Regions from separate parts of the Homo sapiens genome. Here region 1 is linked to region 2. A link is a contact called in ENCODE Hi-C data. All regions are on one chromosome and are shown on one strand. The core of a region is the stretch at or near the end of the contact, and the rest is flanking DNA. Distances in the headings are between cores, read along the strand shown.

Evidence for each region. A loop is a pair of places that touch in the nucleus more often than their neighbours do. Pooled maps may share reads with other maps.
Region 1: a loop to region 2 is called in a map of Right ventricle myocardium inferior, with 2.9 times the contacts of the local background. The contact joins two enhancer-like sites. A Hi-C loop is called at or near these places in 5 of 168 maps with a recorded cell type or tissue (Right ventricle myocardium inferior, ascending aorta, cardiac septum and 2 more) and 11 of 50 pooled maps.

What each region holds. Positions count from the first base shown.
Region 1 is chr7:71,610,374-71,616,029 of GRCh38, forward strand. All of the region lies in intron 6 of GALNT17 (polypeptide N-acetylgalactosaminyltransferase 17), which reads left to right. Among named protein-coding and RNA genes, the nearest start is that of MIR3914-1, 310 kb to the left of the region's middle. Within about 2 kb of position 2,689, at least 6 of the 41 ENCODE cell types and tissues checked have a DNase peak (open chromatin) inside an H3K27ac peak, as active enhancers do.
Region 2 is chr7:71,235,507-71,240,708 of GRCh38, forward strand. The region is part of intron 1 of GALNT17 (polypeptide N-acetylgalactosaminyltransferase 17); the gene reads left to right. Among named protein-coding and RNA genes, the nearest start is that of MIR3914-2, 70 kb to the right of the region's middle. RefSeq lists an enhancer at 3,571-4,071. Within about 2 kb of position 2,616, at least 12 of the 41 ENCODE cell types and tissues checked have a DNase peak (open chromatin) inside an H3K27ac peak, as active enhancers do.

The sequences.
Region 1 (5,656 bases), core at 1,439-3,938, 370 kb after region 2:
GCTACTCAGGAGGCTGAGGTGGCAGGATCACTTGAACCCAAGGCTGCAATGAGCTAGGATCATACTACTGCACTCCAGCCTGGGTGACAGAGTGAGACCCTGTCTCTCACTAAAAGAAAATAAAAAATTTTCCCTAAATACAGCATTCTGGGGCAAAGGAGAAAACCAAAAATATCCTAACAGGCTGCTAAAAAATTATTGCCAGTGACAACAATATTTATCAGAATCCAAGGAATGTTGCCAAAATAATGTCCAAAGGGAAATACACAGCTTTTAATGTGGTCATTATTATTACATGAGATTCTGGAGAAATCAGGAATATTCAATCTCCATCAAAAAGGCATGATGCGGTGGCTCATGCCTGCACTTTGGGAGGCTGAGGTGAGCGGATCACCTGAGGTCAGGAGTTCAAGACCAGCATGGCCAACATGGTGAAACCCCTTCTCTACTAAAAATATAAAAATAAGCCAGGCATGGTGGCATGTACCTGTAATCCCAGGTACTCAGGAGGCTGAGGCAGGAGAATCCCTTGAATTTGGAAGGCGGAGGTTGCAGTGAGCCGAGATCACGCCACTGCACTCCAGCCTGAGCGGTGACAGAGCGAGACTCCATTTCAAAAAAAAAAAAAAAAAGTCCACTGGCCACATAACCTCTGAGCTTCTGTCTGATCTTTTGTCTCCACTGTCTTCTTTATGCTTCACATCCCATTCATCCACAGGTTTCCCCTGGGCTCCTTCAGATTATCTCGCAGCAAAACCTACTCTCTACTCCAGTGCCTTCTTTCCCCGAGACCATTATTCCTCCCCACCATGGGATCTTCCAGCTGTCTCTTCTTGCTAAGGCAGATAGAGTCCTGTTGTTCCCTCATGAGAAACATTGGTTATATCCCTCTACTGTCTGATTGAAATCTGTCCTCTGGGGTGGGCACTCAAGGCCCATTCCACGTGGACCCCATCCAACTCACTGGATTTTAAGATCCAGCCCAGTGTTAGCTGACTTTTAGTTACCAGTCATCATTCCCTCCATCCTGGGACTCTTCCTCTGCTTATATTTGATTTGACCCTGTGATATCACAGAGAAACAAATATCAGTTGCTTTGTCTTCTTCCCAATAGCTTATACGCTTCTGTGCCCTGACCCACTTCCTTTAGGAATCTCTCTGCTCCTCCTCTTCCTCACTGTGCCCCTGCAGAAGGTCTGGAGCACACAAATCCAAGATAAATGTTTCCTTGATGACAAAGAACTCTTGTCACGGTCTAGAGCAGTCATACATCCAAAAAAAACACGCACTTGCATGGTGGCATGCACACATTAAACTCCTAGGAAAATGGAGAAATTATGTATTATCTAGTGCCATGAAAATGCTAAAGGAATTTGGACAAAGCGGAAGACCATGGTGTAGAATAACCTCGGATGCCCTGATGTTGCAAAATGGAAAGCATTGTGTCAGTAAAGGGATGGATGGAAGAAAATGACCTCAAGCAGAGAGAGAAAGTGAGTATTGGGAGTGTGTGGTACAGCTTAGGGGCCGCCTTATCTGGAGAGGAAAATCTCCAATGAGAAGCACAGGAGATGAGCTTGGATGATCCACACACTTACCACCCAGCCACAATTTGGGTGCAAGTTGGTGCCATCTCTTGGTTGAAGCAATCGGCATCATTCAGGCCAAAATAGATGTCTTTGTTCTTTTTGTTCTTGGAAACCCTGCTCAGTTTGTATTGACAATGTACATTAAATTCAAATGGAATGTTCCCCCAGTGCAGAAGATTTTTTCAAACTTAGACTATGAGAGCAAAGGAATTTGAGGTCACACTTGAGTTAGTGTGAGTAGGAGAAACAGGACATTGACCCGAATGCTTTGGATTTTTTGTTTGCATTTGGATTCTATGCCTTTGGATTTTCATCCCACATTGCACTGTGGCTAACTCTAGCACAACCACATACCCCATCTGAAGAATTGGGCATATGGAAATAGACCTTTAGACACTAAATATTTGTCATTTTATATTGTGCATAATTACTCTGCCTGCATTGCAACGTGGACCACCAGCATCCAGCTCCACGCTCTTCGTGCATTGGGTCGAAATTAGTTAAAGGAATGCGTAAAGAAGAGGTTGTGTTCAGCAAGCCATGGTGCTAATATTCTGATTAAGTGTGAGCTTTTTGGCACACAGCGTAGATGAGATGTGCTGTTGTATTAATAGGCTGTAAATTATAAATAATTGCTTGATAGGATGAGAACCTGAAGCGATGGGTTTCTTTACAGAATGCTGATTATTCCCTCAGTAACAAAAGACAAGGGAACCGATTCCTGCAATTGTTTCCCTTTGGAAAGGAAAGGACATTTTGGTCTGTCATGTTGATGGAAAACACTAGAAATTTCCTTTGTGATTATTTTGTTCCCTTTCATCCAAGCTCCTAGTTTATTCTCACACATGCAGACATAAACTGGGCAGGGTGAAAATTCCCTGCATGAACCATTCGGTTTTCGGTTTGCCAGTCCCCATCAATGACAAGTATTTCTTTATCTGGTCAGAAAATGGAAATTCTGTTTTCTGAGCCAGCCAAGATACCAGGTACAAACAGAGCTTCCCCCTGGGGATTCACAGCCTGAAGGTGGTTAACGGCCCCCCTCTCGCCTATCACCAGACTCCAGTAGACGTTTCTGATGCGGGGAGGCTAGTTCTGAATCCAAGCCAACACTGGTTGTTGGTTCCAATTAAAAAGCAATTGCATTCCCAGCAGTTCAGGGCTGCAGCCAAAAATACAGCATGTTCAGAAAAGCATGATCTTTTTTGAGAGGCGGTTACTCCATCAAGGGATAGATGCTGCCAGGGAGAGCTAATGATGGTACATTCGTATGTGATAAAAATTTAAAAGTTCAAAGAAGAAAGCAAAAGGTAGATGATTTACTTTGAAGTTATTTGTAGATGGCAATGAGGATTTTCTGTTGGTCTCTTTTTCCCCCAGCATTAATCAGCCCATTTATTAGAAGACAAACAGGAATTGACCGTTTGTCAGACAGCAAAGAAACAGAGCAATCACATTAAGGAAATCAAAGGCGAGAATGTCAAAAGGTCAGCATTAAGCAGCCCTGGGAAGCAGTGTCACTCTGCAGACGTTTCAGCCAAATCCTTCTTTCCATGAGTAGCCTCTGCTTTTTGGGAGGACCAATGAGCATAGAGAGCTTGGAGGGACTTTCCAGTTCATTGCATTCTGTCTCCTCTGCTGGTCAGAGGCTTATGTCTGGGTATTTTTAGCAACCTCCCTCTGTCTTTGTTGGCTCCAGAACACATAATTTCAGAAAAATCAGGTATAAAATCTCAATCCCAGCACTTTGGGAGGCTGAGGCAAGAGGATTACTTGAGCCCAGGAGTTCGAGACCAGCTTGGGAAACATAGCGAGACCCCATCTCTATGATTTTTTTTTTTTTTTTTTTTAGTTAGCTGGACATGGTGATGCACACCTGTAGTCCCAGCTGAGGCAAAAGGATCACTTGAGCCCAGGATTTCAAGGCTGCAGTGAGATATGATCGAGTCACTACATTGCAGCCTGGGTGACAGAGTGAGACCCTGTCTCTTTAAAACAAACACACAAAAAACTCATAACATGGAGAGTCAAGAACTCTGATTTGTTTCAGATCTGGATCACTCACTACAAGACCTATTACTTTTTATTTTAGTCCTCATAGTGCAGGATTTTATGATAAAACTGTTTAGACTTGTCACCAACAAAGTTAGTATTTCAAAACAAAACAAAAGCCCTAATCCCCCAAACTTTTGTGATCACATTAAGTTGGATCAACCCAAATTTTCCTTCTGGAGAGAGCCAAGAAGTCATAGGGAGCAGGTTGGGTATCTCTAATCCAAAAAATCTGAAATCCAAAATGCTCCAAAATCTGAAACTTTTTGAGCACAGATATGACTCAAAGAAATGCTCTTTGGAACATTTTGGATTTCAGATTTCCAAATTATGGATGCTCAGCCTGTTAAATACAGTGCAAATATCCCCAAATTTGAAAAGATCCAAAATCTGAAATGCTTCTGAGGAGTTGCAGATCAGCCTAGGTAACATAGCAAGATCTCATCTCTACAAAAAATTAGCCAAGCATATTGGTGCATGCCTGTGGTTCCAGCCACTCAAGAGGCTGAGATGGAAGATTGCTTGAGCCCAGGAGTTCAAAGCTGCAACGAGCAGTGATCACACTGTTGCACTCCAGCCTGGTGACAGAGTGAGACCTTTTCTCAAAAAAAGAAAGGAAGGGAGGGTAGGACAAAGAGACAGAGAGGAAGAAAGGAAGGAAGGATGGAAGGAAGGGAGGGAGGGAAGAAAGAGAAAGGAAAAAAAGAAACAGAAAGAAAAAGAAGTGGAGAGAGCGAAAGAAACAGAAAGAGAAAGAAACAGAGAAAGAGAAACAGAGAAAGAGAAAAAAGTAATAGAGAAAGAGAGAGAATGAAAGAAACAAAGAGGAGAGAGAAAGAAACAGAAAAACAAAGAAACAGGGAGGGAAGGGAGGGAGGGAGGGAGGGAGGGAGGAAGGGAGGGAAATAAGCAAAAAAAACCACTTCTGGTCTCAAGCACTTCGAATAAGGGATACTCAGCCCATGATGTCCAGCCTCACATTTCTAGTGCTCCTCAAGAAGGACACGGATTACTGTTTGTTGCCAAGGTGGCTTGTTTCAAGACCAGCGTGATTGGCAAGAATCTTCCAGCACCACTGTGGCAGCTTTTGGTGGAAGGAATATAGCCCTGACTGGGAGGCTGCTGGGGAGATGACAAGGCCAGCGCTTCAGCACATAGCCTGCAGAGGCCCCATTGCCAGTGCCTAATGTAACTGAACAGGCCATTTGTCATATTTAATTTTAGCTGCAGTGGCTCAATTGGGACTTTATCCAGACTGGCTTCCACTCTGCTAGCCTGCTGTGCTCCCCTTGTCCCAGGCTGAGTCACTTATGTCCCTGGCCCTCCATCTGCCAGCGAGACCTCCGAGTCACTGATACTGAGATCATGGGCCCCAGATGTGGCTTTTCCAGCCTGTGCAGTAAATTAAAGCACCTTGGTGCCCTTTTTCTATCTGCACTTTAGGAGCAAAGCACTTTTTTTTTTTTTTTTTTTTTTTTTTGAGACAGAGTCTTACTCTGTCACCCAGACTGGAATGTAGTGGCACAATCTTAGCTCACTGCAACCTCTGCCTCCTGGGCTCAAAGGATTCTCCTGCCTCACCCTCCCAAGTAGTTGGGACTACAGGCACATGCCAACACGCCCTGCTAATTTTTTGTATTTTTAGTAGAGACAGGATTTTACCATTTTGGCCAGGCTGGTCTCCAACTCCTGGCCTCAAATAATCCACCCACCTCGGCCTCCCAAAGTGCTGGGATTACAGGCGTGAGCCACCGCGCCCGGCCTCAAAGTGCTTTCTTACTTTTTACTCTGCATCAACCTCTTTTCTCTCCAAGGAACTCTGAATGAATGAGACCATGAGAAGAGGCTTAGCCTCCACTCGGCTTGACAGGAGGAAAGGAAGGAGCTTTCCCCTGAGGATAGCAGGGGAGGAGGTGTCGTCTTGCCCACCTCTGTCCAGGGCAGGTGTAGCACAAGGCAGCAGGAAAAGCCCAGAATTTGGATTCAGAAACCTCGATCCCAGTTTTGAATGTGGT
Region 2 (5,202 bases), core at 1,366-3,865:
AGAAGAAAAGAAAGGCTTTGATGGAACCGCTGTTGTACAGAATTAGTTTCCATAAGACCAGAAAATACAGAAGAACAAAATAAAACGTCATCAGATATTTTTCTCCAGATTTACTGAAAAGTCAGGCTTTTATCAATCTCCCAGCACCGCATTCAGGCTCCCAGTGATGGAAAGTAATGGGTCTTGCACCAAACGAAAGCAAACTTCTATTTAGTCTAGCCTGTGGCCTGGGTTCCCCCAGCTCCAGCACCGGGAAGCATGAGGAAGGGGGTGCCCTTCTCCTCAAGCTCCACTCCTTCTTCATGGGGACAAGCTCCACTCCTTCTTCCTTCCATCTGGTTCCCAGTGTCCTTGGATTTGCATCTCCTGTGCCATTTAAAAGTCTGCTCTTGGTCAGGCACAGTGGCTTACGCCTTTAATCCCAGCACTTTGGCATGCTGAGGCGGGTGGATCACCTGAGGTCAGGAGTTCGAGACCAGGCTAACCAACATGGTAGAAACCCTGTCTCTGTTAAAAACACAAAAATTAGCCGGGCGTGGTGGCAGGCACCTGTAATCCCAGCTACTTGGGAGGCTAAAGCAGGAGAATTGCTTGAACCCAGGAGGTGGAGGTTGCAGTGAGCTGAGATCGCGCCACTGCACTTCAGCCTGGGTAGACAGAGTGAGACTCTGTCTCAAAAAAATTAAATAAAAAAAAAAATAAAAATCTACTCTCTTAGGAAAAGAGCTGACAAACTCACTTACACTGAGGTGTAAGGGGCGGCTGAGGGCTTCATTGCTACCCTATCTCAGGGTATTTTAATTTTCAATGGTGTAAAACTGAGCTCCAAAGACCAAACTGAAACTTGCTGCACCAGAAAGCAAACTGCTTTGTCAAGGCCACTGGCTGTAGGTTTCAGCAATACCATTGTCCTCACAGCCTCACTGTTGGACGGGCCTAGTCTCCTGCTTAGGGCGTTTTTCTCCAGGGCTCTGCAAACTACACATCCTGGGTGCCTGCATAATTGGCTGCCTATAGGGGTGCCTTGTTATCTTTTTCTATAAGATGGGGAATACATTGCTTTGCCTTAGACTTGCTGTCATCTGTCCCACCTGGGAGGGACGGGCTGGTGTTCCCTCTGCTGCCAAACACTCCTGGATCGCAGGATGCAACCTCCAGGCTGTGTGCTGATGCAACCGAACAATAGCAACAAGAACCAGAAACATGGAATCCAGGCCAGCCCTCGGCGGGGGCACCTGCCCTTGACCTCCCTCGCAGCACTTCTGCGGGGTGTTTACAAAAACTGCACCTGCTCTAATAGCTGATGGTCGTGCTGGGAGAAAATAATAATCTAAGCCATTAGAGAGAGAGAAGAAAAGAAAGCCAGGACGGGGAAGGGAATGATCCATCCTCTGCTCTATTTTTGTCTGTGCTCCACGCTCACTGAGTGTCCTTGAGGGAGATGCCTAAGTTCTTTGTCTTGGTTTGTTACTGCCCTGGCAAAATCTCATGCATCGCCTGCCAGAACACCCAGGGAATCTCGTGGCTCCCTGACAATGCACAAACACGCTGCCACATTCTTTTTTGGGGGTCCAGAGAGTGGGAGGTAGGGTCAAAAACCACGGGAGTGGAACTGAAATACCCCCATTCATCCAATCATAGGCAGATCGCCTCCTTCTTTAAATTGCCTTTGAAAAATAGCTTTATTGTCTCCGTATGTAATGCAAGTAGGCATTCCCCCGGCAAGTTCGGGGGAGTAGCTGACATTTGTTGACTGTTTACTGTAGGTGTGAACTTTATATGCACCATTTCACTTGATCCCCATTTTCAAGATGAGAGAATTGGGGCTCAGAGGGGTGTAGTCATTTGCCTGGGACGGAACAGGAAGATGTCTGGAATAAGGGCCAGCCCTGGGTAGATGTGGTGGCTCATGCTTGTAATCCCAGCGCTTTGGGAGGCCAAGGCAGATCGCTTGAGGCCAGGAGTCTGAGACCAACTTGGCCAACATAGTAAGATCCCATCTCTGAAAAAAAAAAAAAAAAAAAAAGAAAAAACAGGGCATAATTGTGTACGCCTGTAGTCCCAGCTACTCAGGAGGCTGACATGGGAGGACTGCTTGAGCCCAGGAGCTTGAGGCTACTGCGAGTTATAATCAGGCTATGGCACTCCAGCATGGGTGACAGAGTGATACCCTTTCTCAAAAACCAAACAAACAAACAAGTAAACGGAAAATAGCCAGCCCCAGCACAGAGCTTAGCACACAGCCAGGGGCTTAATAAATAATTAGTGGCTAAATAAGAGTTTTGGAACTTTTTGGGGATGTTTTCCCATCACCCCACTGCCTCTTAATGCCTCAGTTTACTCACTTTTCAAATAGGAGTGTGGACTGGTGGACTAGATCTTTGTGTGTGATGGGGATGCGTTAGGGGGCACCCGTTTCTATCCTTGCTGAGTTTGAAATCACTTGAGAAATAAACACGGGAATCTGACCAATGGAGTGAAAAATATCCACTTTATTTATTGAGAGAAGCTGTGCTTAAGGGCGTGGCTTAGATCCATGGCCACAGTGAGTCTCCCACTAATCCACTCCACTATTTAATGTATTCAGCAAACAGAGCCAGAGCTGGGCAGCTCCCCTGTGGCACAGAGCACATTCCATAAGGCAGAGGGCAGAGCAGCCACACTCTCTCTCTGAGCAGGCAGAACTGTAGGAGAGAGCCCCAGAGGAACTGAGCCAAGAGCAGTTACTTTCTTTTGCAGTATTTCAGGCATGGAGGGGACTCTGGTTCCAGGGTGGGAGGCAGGGAAGGTGAGGGGTTGGGAAAGAGGTCTCTCCCAGAAGCCTTTCACATTTGCATCTAGCTGCATTCGGAATTTATTTATTTATTTAGAGAGACATGGTCTCACTCTGTCTCCCAGGCTGGAGTGCAGTGGTGTGACCATAACTCACTGCACCCTTCAACTTATGGGCTCAAGTGATCCTCCTGCCTCAGCCTCCCAAAGTGTTGGGGTTACAGGCATGAGCCATCACCCCACTGCACCTGGTCTGTGTTCAGTATTTATTATAAATGATGGGCTAAATATTGAAAGGTGGGGAAATGAAGGTCTCGCCAGCCCTGTGAATGACTGGGATTCTGTGTGTGTTCTGGCTTCCAAGTGGGATAATGAAATGGTGCCTCTCTCTGTGTGCGGTTAAACACCCATTCATACCACAAGGAGGTTGTAGTCAGCAGCCTGTCTGGTGGCCCCGTGGGGGTCTCCAGCATTTATACCCTTGTTAATCCTCTCCCCTGGAATGTGGGTGGGACCTATTGACTCATTCTAATAACTACAATGCAGCAGAGACCATGTGTGCCACTTCTGAAATTAGGTTATAATAAGACTGTGGCTTCTATCTTAGGGTGTGCCCTCTCTCCGTCTCTCATGTCACTCACCTGGGAGAACTCAGCTGCCACACCGTGAGGTCCCCTTGTAGATAAGCCACATGGCAAGGGCTTGAGGCCTGTCAGCAACCGTGTGAGTGAATCTGGAGGAGAATTCCCCCTTGTCCCCAGTCAAGCCTAGAGATGAGCCTGCAGCCCCAGCCGACAGTCCCATTGCAATCTAATGAGACACCTTGAGTCAGAGGCACCAAGCTATGCTATGCCCAAATTTCCCACCCATAGAAACTCTGGGATAGTAAATATTGTTTGGGCTGGGCACAGTGGCTCATGCCTATAATTCCAATGCTTTGGGAGGCTGAGGTGGGAGGATTACTTAGGGCCAGGAGTTCAAGACCAGCCTTGGCAACATGGTGAGACCCTGTCTGTACCCCCCCCCAAAAAAAAATAAATAAAAATTAGCTGGGCATGGTGGTACATGCCTGTAGTCCCAGCTACCTGGGGACTGAGGCAAAAGGATCACTTGAGCCCAGGAATTCAAGGCTGCAGTGAGCTATGATTGTGCTACTGCACCCCAGCCTAGACAACAGAGAGACACCCTGTCTTGAAAAAGAAATAAATAAATGAAATAAAAAAATACTGTGTTCATGACTCAGTTGGGGTAATTTGTTATGCAGCAAGAGAGATCTAATGTCAAAGCCCTTTCTCTTTTCTTCTGAGAGGTTCCTGCATGACAGCAGTATCTAGAAGGGCCAGTGATGCTTTAACCCCAAGGCTTCTGATTTCACGAAGCAGGGCTGGATCTCTGAAACGGCACAGCTGAGCAGAGCTTGGGATTGTTTTTCACTCCAGGCCCCAAAGTAGGGACACAGACAAGCTGGGACATGTGACGAGGCTCTGGAAAACAGGTTTAAAAATAACTTTACTAGCTCACACTCTGAAATTTAAGCCATCCATTTAGGAAATGCTGAGTGTGGCTAGAAAAATGAGTTTTACATTGTTATTCTTCAAGAATAAAGTGATAAGTGACTTCAGAGTAAGGGGAAGTGGTTGTTTGCAGAGCTTATTAAAAATAAGCTGTCATTTCTGTCCTATATTACATTTGAGTCACTGGGAGTTAAAACTCAGTTTTCTTACATTTGGGTGTTTTAAGAGACTTTGGACATATTGAAATAAAAGAATGCCTCACAGTTACACAGAAGTGACATTTCCCACGTTTTCCCTTAGAGGGTGGAACGTTAAAAGCTTGCCTAACTCTTTTGGATCCTTACCTAGTAGCTACTTCACAGCCTGGGGAGAAGACAGAAGTAGACAGAGATGCATGCCTGTCTCAGCCGAGACCGGAGAATTGTCAATTGTATTTAGATGAGATATAATCTCAGATATCAAATGTATTTTTTCGTTGTTTTTAATTTCAGTTTTTATTTTGGATTCAAGGGGTACATGTGCAGGTTTGTTACAACGGTTTATTGCATGATGCTGAGGTTTGGGCTTCAGGTGAACTCATCACCTAGGTAGCACAGTATCCAGTAGGTAGTTTTTCAACACTCACTTCCCTTCTTGTCTCCCTCTATTTGGAGTCCCCAGTGTCTGTTGTTCTCACCTGTTAAGTCCATAGGTACCCATTGTTTAGATCCCACTTATAAGTGAGAACATGCAGTATTTGGTTTTCTGTGTCTGCATTAATTCTCTTAAGATAATGGCCTCCAGCTGCATCCAGGTTGCCGCAAAGGCCATGGTTTTGTTCTTTTTTATGCCTGTCTAGTATTCCATGGCGTATACGTACCATATTTTCTTTTTTCTTTTTTTCCTTTTTTTTGAGATGGAGTCTCGCTGTCGCCCA